Regions from separate parts of the Homo sapiens genome. Here region 1 is linked to region 2. Evidence: read pairs that join two places in POLR2A ChIA-PET (ENCODE). Cell type or tissue: HepG2. All regions are shown on one strand. Links, peaks and the distances in the headings refer to the core of each region. The heading gives the core; the rest is flanking DNA.

Region 1 (5,982 bases), core at 983-5,982, 56 kb before region 2:
GCGGATCTGAAAAACCCATTCTACACATTTTTTTTTTTTTTTTTTTTTGAGACAGAGTCTCGCACTGTCACCCAGGCTGGAGTGCAGTGGCGCGATCTCGGCTCACTGCAAGCTCCACCTCCCGGATTCACGCCATTCTCCTGCCTCAGCCTCCTGAGTAGCTGGGACTACAGGCACCTGCAACCACGACCGGCTAATTTTTTTGTATTTTTAGTAGAGACGGGGTTTCACCGTGTTAGCCAGGATGGTCTCGATCTCCTGACCTCGTGATCCGCCCGCCTTGGCCTCCCAAAGTGCTGAGATTACAGGTGTAAGCCACTGCACCCGGCCCCATTCTACACGTTTTAAATGTACAATTAGAAATGCCTAAAAACCTAATCCCCCCAGTACTTGTCCCAACACCCTGAGTTGCCTCACCTCATTCCATTCACTGACGGCACTTGTTTTCAGTTCTTGCTTGTTTTCCCTCCAGGAGGTCTTCCTTATTTTCTTGTGAGTTCAGCTTTGCATTTAGAAAAATGTACATTATCATTTGTTCAGCATTTGTAGGAGAGTTGTTAGGTCATCTAAGCTGCCATATTGTAGGAAATGGAGACCTAACCCCCTGACGTAAGTGGTCAAAAATCCTAATTTGATGACCCCCTATTACCTGGGCATTACAACTAAGCTCTTCAGCATTGCCTTTAGAAAACAGTCAGGTGTGGTGGCTCACGCCCGTAATCCCAGCACTTTGGGAGGCCAAGGTGGGCGGATCACCTGTGGTCGGGAGTTCGAGACCAGCCTGACCAACATGAAGAAACCCCATCTCTACCAAAAATACAAAAATTAGCGAGGCGTGGTGGTGCATGCCTGTAATTCCAGCTACTCAGGAGGCTGAGGCAGGAGAATCACTTGAACCCGGGAGGCAGAGGTTGCGGTAAGCCGAGATCGCGCCATTACCCTCCATCCTGGGCAACAAGAGCGAAACTCCATCTCCAAAAAGAAAAAAGAAAACAGTCTGGTTCATACCTGTGTTTCCAGTTCCATTTCCATCTCTCTCTTCTGCACATGCTACGTTCTAGTCACACAGACAACTCATGGTTCTACAAATTTTCATACATCTACAACTGTCAAACTTAGGCTATGCCATGCCCTTCTCCCAAAGGGTCTTTGTTTTCCCTTTCACAAACTTTTATTCTCTGGCCAAAGCAAACCTCAAATATTAACTCGTCTGTAAAACCCACTCCAACTTCCCAAAATACAATCAATCAAGTTCTCTCCTATGCTGCCATTGCATTTGAATATTCCTTGTTTGTGATCGTTATTACATTGCACGGTCTCTGTTTTTATGTTTCGACTAGATTCAGATCTTCTAGAGGCCAACACAGGGTTTTATGTACCATCCCCAACCCTTAGCACAATCCCTGGCACATAGTGGTTACTCATTAATGCTATAGCAAACTTCTTGGATTGCGAGACTACTTGATTCTTGCCAAGAGAAGTATAGTTTGAAATTATGACCTCTGTGGGTGTCGTAAGCAGTCTTATTGTTAAAAATCTCCACGTAGCCACTAATTGTCAGAGGTGCTAGGTGAGCCACAATACGTGGAAAAGAGATTTAAAACAGTCCATCTACAACTTATTTATTGATTGATTTTGAGACAGAGTCTTGCTCTGTTGCCCACCCAGGCTGGAGTGCAGAGGTGCGATCTTGGCTCATTGCAGCCCCCGCCTCCTGTGTTCAAGTGATTCTCGTGCCTCAACCTCACGAGTAGCTGGGATTACAGGGATAGGCCATGAAGCCAAGCTAATTTCTATATTTTTAGTAGAGATGGGGTTTCACCATGTCGGCCAGGCTGGTCTCCACTCCTGACCTCAAGTGATCCACCTGCCTTGGCCTCCCAAAGTGCTGGGATTACAGGCATGAGCCACCATGCCCAGCCCATCTACAATTTTGATTACATGTCAGTCCTGATTCATGACTAAGTTCTGCTGCTATATCTAACTGAGTAGATTTTTGTAATCTAAGGCAGACAGCACCACCAAAACACCACCAGGCTGCCTTACTCGTTGTTGTAACCCGTGGCATAGTGACTGGCATGGACACAAGTGTGAACTTGACTCCACCTCTGGACACAGGGCTGGGCTCTCTCTCACTCACCCTTGTATGTACCTGGCACATTGAACACACTCACTGAGTGTATTAGTCCGTTTTCACGCTACTGATAAAGACATACCTGAGACCGGGAAGAAAAAGAGGTTTAGTTGGACTTACAGTTCCACATGGGTGGGAAGGCCTCAGAATGATAGTGGGAGGCAAAAGGCACTTCTTACATGGCAGCGGAAAGAGAAAAATGAGGAAGAAGCAAAAGCAGAAACCCTTGCTTTCAGATCTCGTGAGACTTATTAACTATAACGAGAATAGCACAGGAAAGACCGGCCCCCGTGATTCCATTACCTCCCCCTGGGTCCCTCCCACAACACATGGGAATTCTGGGAGATCAATTCAAGTTGAGATTTGGATTGGGACACAGCCAAACCATATCAGCAAGTGTTGGCTAAACAAATGAATGAATGATTGAATAAACTTAACTAGGTAGAAACTGAATGCATGAGAAAATTCCAGATCTATAGTTATGAAGAGAGGGAACCAAAAGGCTATCATTTTGGATAAAGAGGAAAAAAATTAATTTTCATAACTTGTTTTGGGTTTTGCTTCATCATGCATGCTAGTCTTATTTGTTTGCTCCATCCATCCATCCGTCCGTCCATCCATCCATCCATTTACTCATCCACTTAGCATTCATCCACTCAAGAAACATTTTCCAAGCACCTAATGTGAGCCAAGCACTCTGCTTTGGGTTTGGAGACTTTAGGTTGGTGTTAAGAAAAACTTCCTGGCCACGTGCGGTGGCTCGCGCCTGTAATCCCAGCACTTTGAGAGGCTGAGGCGGGTGAATTACGAGGTCAGGAGTTCAAGACCGGCCTGGCCAACATGGGGAAACCCTGTCTCTACTAAAAATACAAAAATTAGCCGGCCATGGTGGCATGCGCCTGTAATCCCAGCTATTCAGAAGGCTGAGGCAAGAGAATCGCTTGAACCCGGGAGGTGGAGGTTGTAGTGAGCGGAGATCGCACCATTGCACTCCAGCCTGGGTGACAAGAGCGAAACTCCGTCTCAAAAAAAAAAAAAAAAAAGAAAAGAAAAACTTCCTAATTCTCTATCTGTAAAAATGTTATCATTGGCGTGCTGGAAACTGATTATTTCTCAAAACTTTCATTCCGTGATCCATCCATTTATTTGTTCATCTATTTATTCAGCAAATATCTTTGAGCACATCCTGTCTGCCAGACAGTGGGAGGCAGGCACCAGGAATTCATTCTTTTTTTATGGACTCATTCATTTAATTAGTAATTCTTAAGCACCTAAAAAGTGGCAGGCGTACATGGGGTCTCCATTTTTAAAGAGCTTAAGTAATAATAGTGGTAGGGTTCAGGTGGTAGACAAGTAAACAAACAAGTAAATAAATAAATTTAGATAATGATAAGGCCAAAAATAATAATAAAATATGTGCTAGAGAGATACCGCCTCTGCCCTCAGAGAGCAGAAATTTCTAAGTAAACAGGGCTATCACCAGATTATCTGAGTAACTGCTACCTACCTGGGTTCTTTTGACTTGAATGTGTGACCTGGCCTGGGGGCAGAGGAGGGAGGTCTTGGAGAGAATGGAGCCAGAAGGCCATGGAGGCCTCTCCAGACCTGCATCTCATGTCAGCGGGACAGAGCTCCTTGCCCTGTGGCCCCCGCTGACCTGCCTGAGCTGTCTTCCGGGAGGGCAAATATCTGCCTTCAAGCCACTCAGATGAAACCCCCACCCTGCCCCCTTGGTTGGAACTTTGCCTCACTGGTGACCTGGTTTTGAACTAGTGACCTGGAGGTGAATGACTCCGTATCTCATTACTAATTCTCCACAGCCGCCACTTCTTCCTGCCAGCCACAAGCAGGAATGTTTGACAAGGATGAGGACAGAAGTCCAGCCAGGGGCCCTGAACCCATCAGCCGTGGCACCCACCCCAGCTTCAACCCCTGCCATCTGGCCTTCTGCCATTCCTCCCATCCTTGGCCTGACTGAACAGGTTTTGAAAGAGGCCAAGGTCACCCTGGGGCCAATCTCCACAGATGGATTCAGCCTGAGACTCAGCTGTGGTCTGGCTGGGACATGAATGCTCAGGGCCGACACATGCTCCTCCCTCGTGGTGGACGTAAGGCTGGTGAAGTCTGCACCTCCACCAGGTGGGATCTGACTAGATCTAGAAACTATAAACTCCCCGCATTAGCCTGACTCCCTCTTCTCTCCACCCTATTTCCTTCTGCACCCCAATTTTCTGGTTTCCCAGTTCTGCTAGTTTTTTGAGTACTCTTGCCCTTCAAGAGACCATCCTCACCTCTCTGAGTTTAGTGTTCAGGGCAGGTGACCTCCATCCAGGAACCTGGACAAATACTGATAAGAAAAAGTCATTGAGTGACTTAGCAGGGGCTCAATCCTCTCCCTCTTCTTTCCCAGCCAGGAGATCTCCGAAGCCGCCAGTCCCAGCAGTTCACTGGGCTGAGGCCCATCACCTTCAGGGGATGCCCAAGTCCTGGAGGAGCACTGGCCTGTCTGAGCTCAGGCTTTTCAGGGGAAGCGGGCTGGGCTGTTGGAGGTTGTGTGGAAAAGTGCTCAGGACGGTGGATCTCCTAATTCTTGCTTTAGTGAGCACAATTGCTCTGGGCCTTATGTTTCCATTATATGAGCTGGCATGAAATACATTCTCTTTTTGTAGGGGCTTATGGTATAGGAAAGTGGAAGTGCTTCATCTTTTCTTAAAAGTATAGCCTTCACCATTGCACTTTCAGTATATTTTTGTAAGAGCATGCATTGCATTATACTCAAATATTCTCTTCATGCAACTGTTTCCTCCACTAGACTGCAAATTCCTCAAAGACAAGAACCCTTTCTTATTTATTTTTGTTTCTTCACTGGTGACTGAGTAAGTAAATGATGAAGACAGTATCTATGTATATAGCCCATAAAGAGTGAATTCAAATTTTATTCCCTGCCTCTTTGGATTTATCTTAGAGTTTATGTTCAACGATGGTCATATTTAATAAGTCAGACACTAAAAAAATCTGATATAAAATTTAAAATCAAAACTTACTGAAAAGACAAATGAGCGAATGATATTCTGGTTAACAATAGACTCAGACTCACTTGAAATGGTGAGCTTTATAATAACCCATAATTCAGTTCACACAAAATTAGCATGCTTCCAGTCTTTAACTGGAATGCTCAGGTTTCACAGGAGGAAAAATAAGTGTCATCAAAACTCAGTTGGCAATGTGTTTCTTGTGATCACGAAGCAGTCTGGGATCTGACACGCCTTTGGACTGTGAGTCTCATGATCCGCCATCCTTGGATACATCCTCAGATTCATCAAGTTGAGACGGTCAGAAAAGCATGCAGGGGCACTTCTCTGTTTGGCACACGGCCAGTGTTGGAGCACGGACTTTACAAGGAAATAGTTTTCTCAAACTTTATCCCGGTACCATTTTCCTCGCTTTCATTCCCAGCTATGTACAAAATTCTTGCTATTCCTAGAGAGAGAACAAAAAGCCACAGTGGGAAATGAAAGATTTGGCATTGACGTCTCAGTCTGTGACTTCTAGGCCTCCAAATAAGGCTTTCTCTCCTCTCTTCTCGTTCTTTAACAGCCCTCAGTCACAAAATTCAGCTAAATGTACCACATCAATCTCTGCAGTTTGTCTTCATGGTCAGCATGCCGTCAAGGTCGTTGTACACCACGTCACCTTCTCTGTGACCTTGAGCAGGTCACTCTGCTTCCCCCTCTCGGCCTTACTTTCTTCATCCTTAAATGGAGTGCAAAGGACTAGATGGTTTCAGATTTCCCCTCCAGTTTGGAGTGTGTTTGTTCATGACAGGATTCCCGGTTCCTAGCACAGTC
Region 2 (7,376 bases), core at 1,388-6,387:
TTTCCCCCAGCTGAGCCTATCTGTTTTGACCCAGTCAGGGCCAGGAGTCACAGGAGATACAGGCTGGAGGTTAATAATAGTGGTAGAAGGTAGATTTCTTGTGCAATTTGCATTCAATGAAGAGCCAGAAAAAGTGACTTGATTAATAGGATATCAACATGGGTCGTGGGGAGCCAATACCCCAGTACTTTGGATAGAAAGCCTATGGTTCTGAACTGAAGGATTCTGATGCTTTCTTCATCAAACAGTGAGCAATGCCAGGCACAATTCTAAGGGCCTTACATGTGTTAAGTCCTTCAATCCTCACTATTCTGTGAGGTAGGTTCTGTTATTATCCTTCTTTGTATAAGCACAGAGAGGTTAACTAACTTGGTTAAATTTCCATGCCTATTTAGTGATGACTTTGCTGAATTCAGGTTCTAGAACCTGTGATGCTATCCACCTTACTAGACTGCTTCTTTAAAGTTAAATAAGGGCCTCACTCTGAAGTCACTAATTGAGCTGTGAAAAGCAGTTTCATTCAAGCTAGTATTTCATAAAGCAAGGCAGAATGACTTTGCAAAGAACACAGGCCAAGAAACCAGAAATTGGGACCCAAGCATGGCCACCCACCTGAATTCCACTCAGATCAATGCTCCTCTGGTTGTTTGACTTCCCGGACTTCCCTCCCCTAAGGGCACAGAGCTCTCACCAAACCTGAGATTTCACACACAAGCGGCCTGCTTAGCAGGTACCATCTCCACCAAAACACACATTTGAAGAGCTGTAACCTCAGCTCCATCTTCCTGGTATCCTTCCTCCTTAACCTTAGAAGGTACAAAGAGGAGGGCCAGGCACAATGGCTCATGCTGGTAATCCCAGCACTTTGGGAGGCCAAGGTGGGCAGATCCCTTGAGTCCAGGAGTTCGAGACCAGCCTGGGCACATGGTGAAAACCCATCTCTATAAAAAATACAGAAATTAGCTGGGTGCGGTGGCACATGGCTGTAGTCCCAGCTACTTGGCAGGTAGCTGAAGTGGGAGGATCACTTGAGCCTGGGAGGTTGAGGCTGCGGTGAGCCAAGATTGAGCCACTGCACTCCAGCCTGGGTGACAAAGAAAGACCCTGTCGAAGAAGAAGAAGCAGCAGCAGCAGAAAAAGAAGAAGAAGAAGAAGCAGAAGAAGCAGAAGAAGAAGCAGAAGAAGAAGAAGCAGAAGAAGAAGAAGAAGAAACAAAGGGGAGGATGCAACTTGGAGAGGTGAGAGTCCAGTTCATTGAGTCAACAATTATTTTATAAGTGCCTCCTGCAGGACTGGCACTGCTGGGCACTCAAGGGACCAAGATTAGTCAGATCAAGATAGTTCCCTTTAGCAGCTCCCAGACTATAAGAGAGAAAAGACCTATACAATCATGGGAATATGAAAGACAAGGTATTCAGTGCTCCATGAGGCACAAGAAAGCTCTATAGGACTTGGGAGAGGAGTAGCTGGCTGGAGGAATCACAGAAGGCTTCCTGGAGGAAGTGGCTTTGAGCTTCTGCCATCTCCATGCAGCTACTCCAAGCTCCAGAGCCAGCCACGGAGCACTCCTGGAACTCTTTGCAGGATCCATCTCGAAGTTCTGACTCCCAGCAGAGAAACAACACTGGTAGGCTGAACTGGCCCAGGGCCCTGCCAGCCGCTTTCTCCCTCCACTTATTCCAACGAAACTGTCAGATTTTCCTGAATGCAGTTTTTGCTTTAAAGTGGCAAGGGTTGGGGAGTTGGGGGTGGGGTGGGGATAGCTTCACAAGTTAATCCACTAATGTTTCACCTGCTTCTTCTCTGTGTTGCCAGGCCCAGCCCCTAGGAGAAAGCCTAACTGCAGTAAAGGAGTCCTGGAGACAGGACAAGAATGAAGTCAATGAAGCATAGCAGGAGTGGAGATAAAGGTGCTTTCTTGGGCCTCACTGCCCTGGGGTGACTTATCCAGTTAATTTTTTTCCCTCCTCCTCTCTCTTTCTCCCCCTTACTCTGCTGACTCTAAAGGCCCTGGGAAGATGTGTGATCATGTTTATATGAGACTGTCTTAGGAGATTGCCAGAAGGCCTATTTCTCTAGTTGTACTTGCCTTCTTGTGCTCCTGTAAGAAGACACAGAGATAGAGGATTATGTTGCCCTATGACTCAGATGGAGGGGTAAGGGGCAGAGGCAGAGGCAGACAAGGTGAGAGGCATAGCAAAGACCACACAGCAAGCTGCTACCCACATCCCTAAGAAGTATCCGAACCCCCAGAAGTTCTAATAAACATTATTCCCATTGCTGATAGTTAATTTTTCCCAATCATTCATCCATTTCTCCATTCCATAGAAATTTATTGAACATCTATTATAGATGCGACAAAATAAAAGTCTGGGTGTGGTGGCTCATGCCTATAATCCCAGCACTTTGAGAGGCCCAGATGGAAGAATCCCTTGAGCCCAGGAGCTTGAGTCCAGCCTGGGCAAACTAGGCAAGACCCCATCTCTACAAAAAAATTAAAAGTTAAGTTTTGTCAATGGCCATAGCTTATTCTCAAATATTAATCTCCCTAAAAACTGTAACACACAAAAAGGGAAAGTCTTGATACATTTTTAGGTTTAATTCCATTTGTTTCAGGGGATGGTTTGCATGTGCCTCGTTCAACTGCTTACAACGCTGTGAAATTCCATAATCATTGAATTGATTTATTCTCAGAGAACAGATGTCCACATATATTTGCTGCCATTAGCAATGTATTTATTCATTTATTCATTCATTCACTTGGAAAACATTGTCCAAATACTTCATGCTACTGAGTGTATTCTGGTGGGGAGAGCAGAGTTAGTGATGGGGAGGTGGACACACAGGTGGCCCCAAAACACAGAATTAATGCCCCTTCATTGTCTAGCACTTGCTATCTGCATCTTGTTGGAGTTCCTCTCAAGCCCTATGAGGTAGTGCTATGGGCCTTTTTGTACAGAGGGGAAAACGTGGAGACTCAGAGAGTTTAGGTAACTGTACCAGGGCCCCATAGCTGCAAGCAAGAAGCAGACACACCCTAATAGATTCCCACACAAAGCAGGCACGTGAACTCTGCTGAAGGAAGAAGAGGAGGAATCAACGACCTATGCTCATCTGCTGGACGTCTCTCTAAGAGCACGGACCCCTGCCTATGGACCAGGGGCAACCATTCAAGGCCTTTACAGAGTTAGGAATGAAGTTATCTGATCCAAGGCAGGAAGATAAGGATGTTGTAACCGTTCACTATGGTGTGCTCCTTTCAAAGGCTTCTTCATCATCCCTGGAGGGGGATTGTACGAACTCTCAGGGTTGGGAGAGGAAGGGGGCAGCTAGAGAGACTGCAGCTTGGTGGGTGAAATGGAAGCAGGGATTGCATGCACCACAGCTCGCTTCTTTGTAACCAAGGCAGAATGGAAGAGGAAGGCCTTTGGAATAACTTTCCTAAATAAGCCAACAGGCCATTTAGGCGAAGGTGGGGGTCGGGGGACACAATGTGACTCCAGTGGGTGGCCGTAGCAGAGGTGACAAAGAGGAAACGGCCCCCTGGCCTTGGCCCCAGGCTTCAGGATGAATGAGGCCTCTCCCAGCGACCTGAAGGTCACCCCAGGGCATGTCCCAAGACCTTGTACAGACAAGGCTTCTGATTACTCATTAGCCAGCCTGGGGACTGGCCTCCATGTTGCTGTCCTTGGCCATAAACAGATGAAAGCCCCAGCCGCCAGCTCAGGGCAGGCGGGCCTGATAGTCTAGTAGCTATCTCAGCCCCTGGAATTATCAAAGCCTGGAGCAGCCCAGACAGAGGAGGGAGGCTGGGCTTTCAAACACTTCTGTGCCCTTCACAACTCCTCCTCCCCTCTTACCCCTCACCCAAACAAACAGAAGGAAAAAAAAATCCCATCATACTAGACAGGATTTTAACAGATGGCTTCCAGGGCAAAGATTGCCTGAACCAGCTTCGGCAAGGACATGCCAAGATATGCTGATGAGAGGGAAGGAATCCTTCTGAAACCCCTGGAATGGACTGTTCTATCCTTGCTTCAAGGCTGAGAAAAAAGGCATCTTGGATGCAGATTCAGGGTGGGGCCAAGACACCCGAAGGCCTCGGTCCTGCTCAATCTCTGCCTTCTCACCTCCCCCCTTCTTTAGAGGGCCGTGGGTAGGTACCCATATGGGCATGCCTTCTGTTGCTTCTCCAAGCCTCTCCCACTCAGCCCTCTCTGACTGAGATTTGAAGTCTAGAAAGCAGCAAGTCCTTCCCTCCACCTTGTCTGAGAAAATCCAGTTATCCACTCCAAGTCTCTACTCCCCTACCATGAACCTGGCCCTGGGACCAACCCCACAACCAGGCAGCTCTCTTGACCCTGGGTCTTTGTCCGCTGTCCATAAATCAAAGTGGTAGGTTGATATTCTGTAGAGAGAAATGGAAACAGAACCAGAAAGTCCTGCTATTCAGAGCCTCCAGAGCTCTATCTTGACCAATACCTAACAGTAATAAAACACCAACATGGCAAAACAGCCACGGCAGCAGCCCAGATAGAAACAGGAAATCTTCATTCATTCCATTTTCTCAGCATTTGGAACACATTTAGAATGACTATAACGTGGTAGTTGTCAAATGGATCCAAAGACCTGGTCCCTGATCTCAAGAAGTTCCTAAACTTGGGGAAGAATAATGTAAATAAACAATAACATCAGGAGCTACCATTTATTGAGTACCTACGATGTGCGGTTTCACACAGCAATGACGCGGCATGGCACTATCATCCCCCTTTTACAAAACAGGCCACTGAAACTCAAAGAGTACAAGGCCAGGTGAGAGTCTGGGAGTCATACCTAACCTGGTGGGTGTGACTCAGGTAGGGAGGCTTGTTAAAAAATTATTCAATGACACTTATGAAAACTTTATTCAGGACCATCGAGACAGGGGTAGGGACCATGGCAATGGAATTTTGCAGTGGGCAGGGAGCGGGGAGAGGTTGGGCTCAATTCTGATGCAGCAATGTATAGCCAAGGAGCAGGGTGGGGGTCAGTGGTGGAAAATTACTAAGAGGAAACATAAGGGGATTCCAGCTGAACAACTTAGCAGGATTCACACTGAAGATGGGCCAGGGTGATGAGATGTCACCTGGGGCCTGGTGGAGGAGGAGGAGCCTAATCAGATATTGAAGGGTGGGGTGGTGGGGAGGTTCTTGCTAAACTGACTTTGCAAGGCTCTTGCTAAAATTAGATTTTACAAGGAAGTGCACAGATGGGCCTTGAAGAACGTTCGGGAACCTGCCTCAAGTTTGGTCCAGCAAGGACTCCATCAGGAGAAGACATATTTAACACTGTCAGCCACTTGGGAATTTTTCTTCTCACTCGGTGTCCCAAGCTGCTTCTCCCCTTACCTGTCCCGTTGTGTCTTTTCTGCCTGCTTTGTTTCTTGCCTTCCCCCTTTTCCCCTTGAGTCTAGATTGGATCCCCACCTCTCTTTTCTTCTGCTACCCATTGAATCCATTCCTAGGGCTTTCTTCATCATCTTTTTACTTGCAATTTCCAAGCCTGTATCTGCAGCTCCCACCTCACTCCATGCTCCAGATCCCCATTTCCATCTCCAGTAACTTCAGATACCTAAAACCACCTTGCCATTCTCAGGCTACTTTGTTCAGTATCTCTTTGCCCCTTGCTTGAACCATTTTATTTTATTTTTTTATTTTTTGATACAGAGTCTTGCTCTGTCGCCCAGGCTGGAGTGCAGTGGCGCGACCTCAGCTCACTGCAACCTCTACTGCCCGAGTTTCAGCAATTCTCCTGCCTCAGCCTCCTGAGTAGCTGGGACTACAGGCATGCGCCATCACACCTGGCTAATTTTTTGTATTTTTAGTAGAGACGGGGTTTCAGCACGTTGGCCAGGCTGGTCTTGAACTCCTGACCTCAAATGATCTGCCTGCCTTGGCCTCCCAAAGTGCTTTGCGGACAAAGACCCAGGGTCAAGAGAACAGCCTGGTTGTGGGGTTGGTCCCAACGTGCCCAGCCCAGCCGTGTGGACCATTTTAATGGCTTGAATCTCCTCTGTCATTTTAGTTTCTTCCTATTCCAGGTTACCTTACATGTGTCATCTTGATTTCTCTTCCTAAATATCTCTTTTCTTACAGGACGACCATACTCAAAATATCTTCAGTGGTCCCCTAATGCCTATAGAGTTGTGCCTAGATACAGGCACAGCTCTCTACATTCTGGTGCCAACCTGTCCTCTCCTCTTCTCAGACCCTATACCCCAGGGCCACTCACTATTTCCCCAGTGCATGTCAGTGCTTTTGTGCCCCATGCCCTCTTCAGACTTCTGCCCCTGCCCCTTCAGGATACTGTTAAAACAGGTGTCTTTTATGGATCCAGTCTTGATTCCCATGGCCAGATGTGGGCTCTTCCTACCTGAACTGCCATAGCACTTTGTTGTTTCATGTCCTTGGGTATTAGAGTTTGGTCTCACCTTGCAGTGTGGTGCCAGGTCAGGAGCTTAAGTAGTGAAGTTGGAATGGGTTTGAATTCTGGCTCAGCAACTTTCTAACAGTGTGACCACAGGCTCTTTAATGTGAGCCTTTTTCTACCATCTGTAAAACGGGCAAAAGGATATAAGCTTGCTGGGAAAGTTTGAAGTAATACATGTAAAAGCACCCTACACGAGTGACAGGCCTCTGAGCCCAAGCCAAGCCATCGCATCCCCTGTGACTTGCACGTATACGCCCAGATGGCCTGAAGTAACTGAAGAATCACAAAAGAAGTGAATATGCCCTGCCCCACCTTAACTGATGACATTCCACCACAAAAGAAGTATAAATGGTCGGTCCTTGCCTTAACTGATGACATTACCTTGTGAAAGTCCTTTTCCCGGCTCATCCTGGCTCAAAAAGCACCCCCACCGAGCACCTTGCGACCCCCACTCCTGCCCGCCAGAGAACAAACCCCCTTTGACTGTAATTTTCCTTTACCTACCCGAATCCTATAAAACGGCCCCACCCTTATCTCCCTTCGCTGACTCTCTTTTCGGACTCAGCCCGCCTGCACCCAGGTGAAATACACAGCCATGTTGCTCACACGAAGCCTGTTTGTTGGTCTCTTCACACAGACGCGCATGAAATTTGGTGCTGTGACTCGGATTGGGGGACCTCCCTTGGGAGATCAATCCCCTGTACTCCTGTTCTTTGCTCCGTGAGAAAGATCCACCTATGATCTCAGGTCCTCAGACCGACCAGCCCAAGGAACATCTCACCAATTTTAAATCAGGTAAGCGGCCTCTTCTTACTCTCTTCTCCAACCTCTCTCACTGTCCCTCAACCACTTTCTCCTTTCCACTCTTCAATCTCTCCCTTCTCTTAATTTCAATTCCTTTCATTTTC

Evidence for each region. ChIA-PET counts read pairs that join two places held together with the same protein. Peaks named below come from ENCODE experiments on the same cell type or tissue, not always from the same donor. Only the 100,000 strongest peaks of a DNase experiment are listed, where the experiment ranks them.
Region 1: POLR2A ChIA-PET joins it to region 2 with 6 read pairs; 3 of 35 experiments call an interaction of 5 or more read pairs at or near these places.

Annotation. Positions count from the first base shown.
Region 1 is chr12:3,956,315-3,962,296 of GRCh38, forward strand. LOC105369608 (a long non-coding RNA gene) reads right to left here and starts at 2,329. Exons shown (of 3, transcript XR_931557.4): 1 at 2,255-2,329; 2 at 418-502. In HepG2, for the core only: no CTCF peak of the experiment used is centred there; a DNase peak (open chromatin) is centred at 4,077.
Region 2 is chr12:4,011,877-4,019,252 of GRCh38, forward strand. It overlaps LINC03141 (long intergenic non-protein coding RNA 3141), which reads left to right and starts at 33. Exons shown (of 4, transcript XR_007063171.1): 1 at 33-1,238; 2 at 1,816-1,910; 3 at 7,106-7,376. RefSeq lists enhancers at 6,421-7,018, 7,019-7,376. In HepG2, for the core only: a CTCF peak has its summit at 3,506; a DNase peak (open chromatin) is centred at 3,665.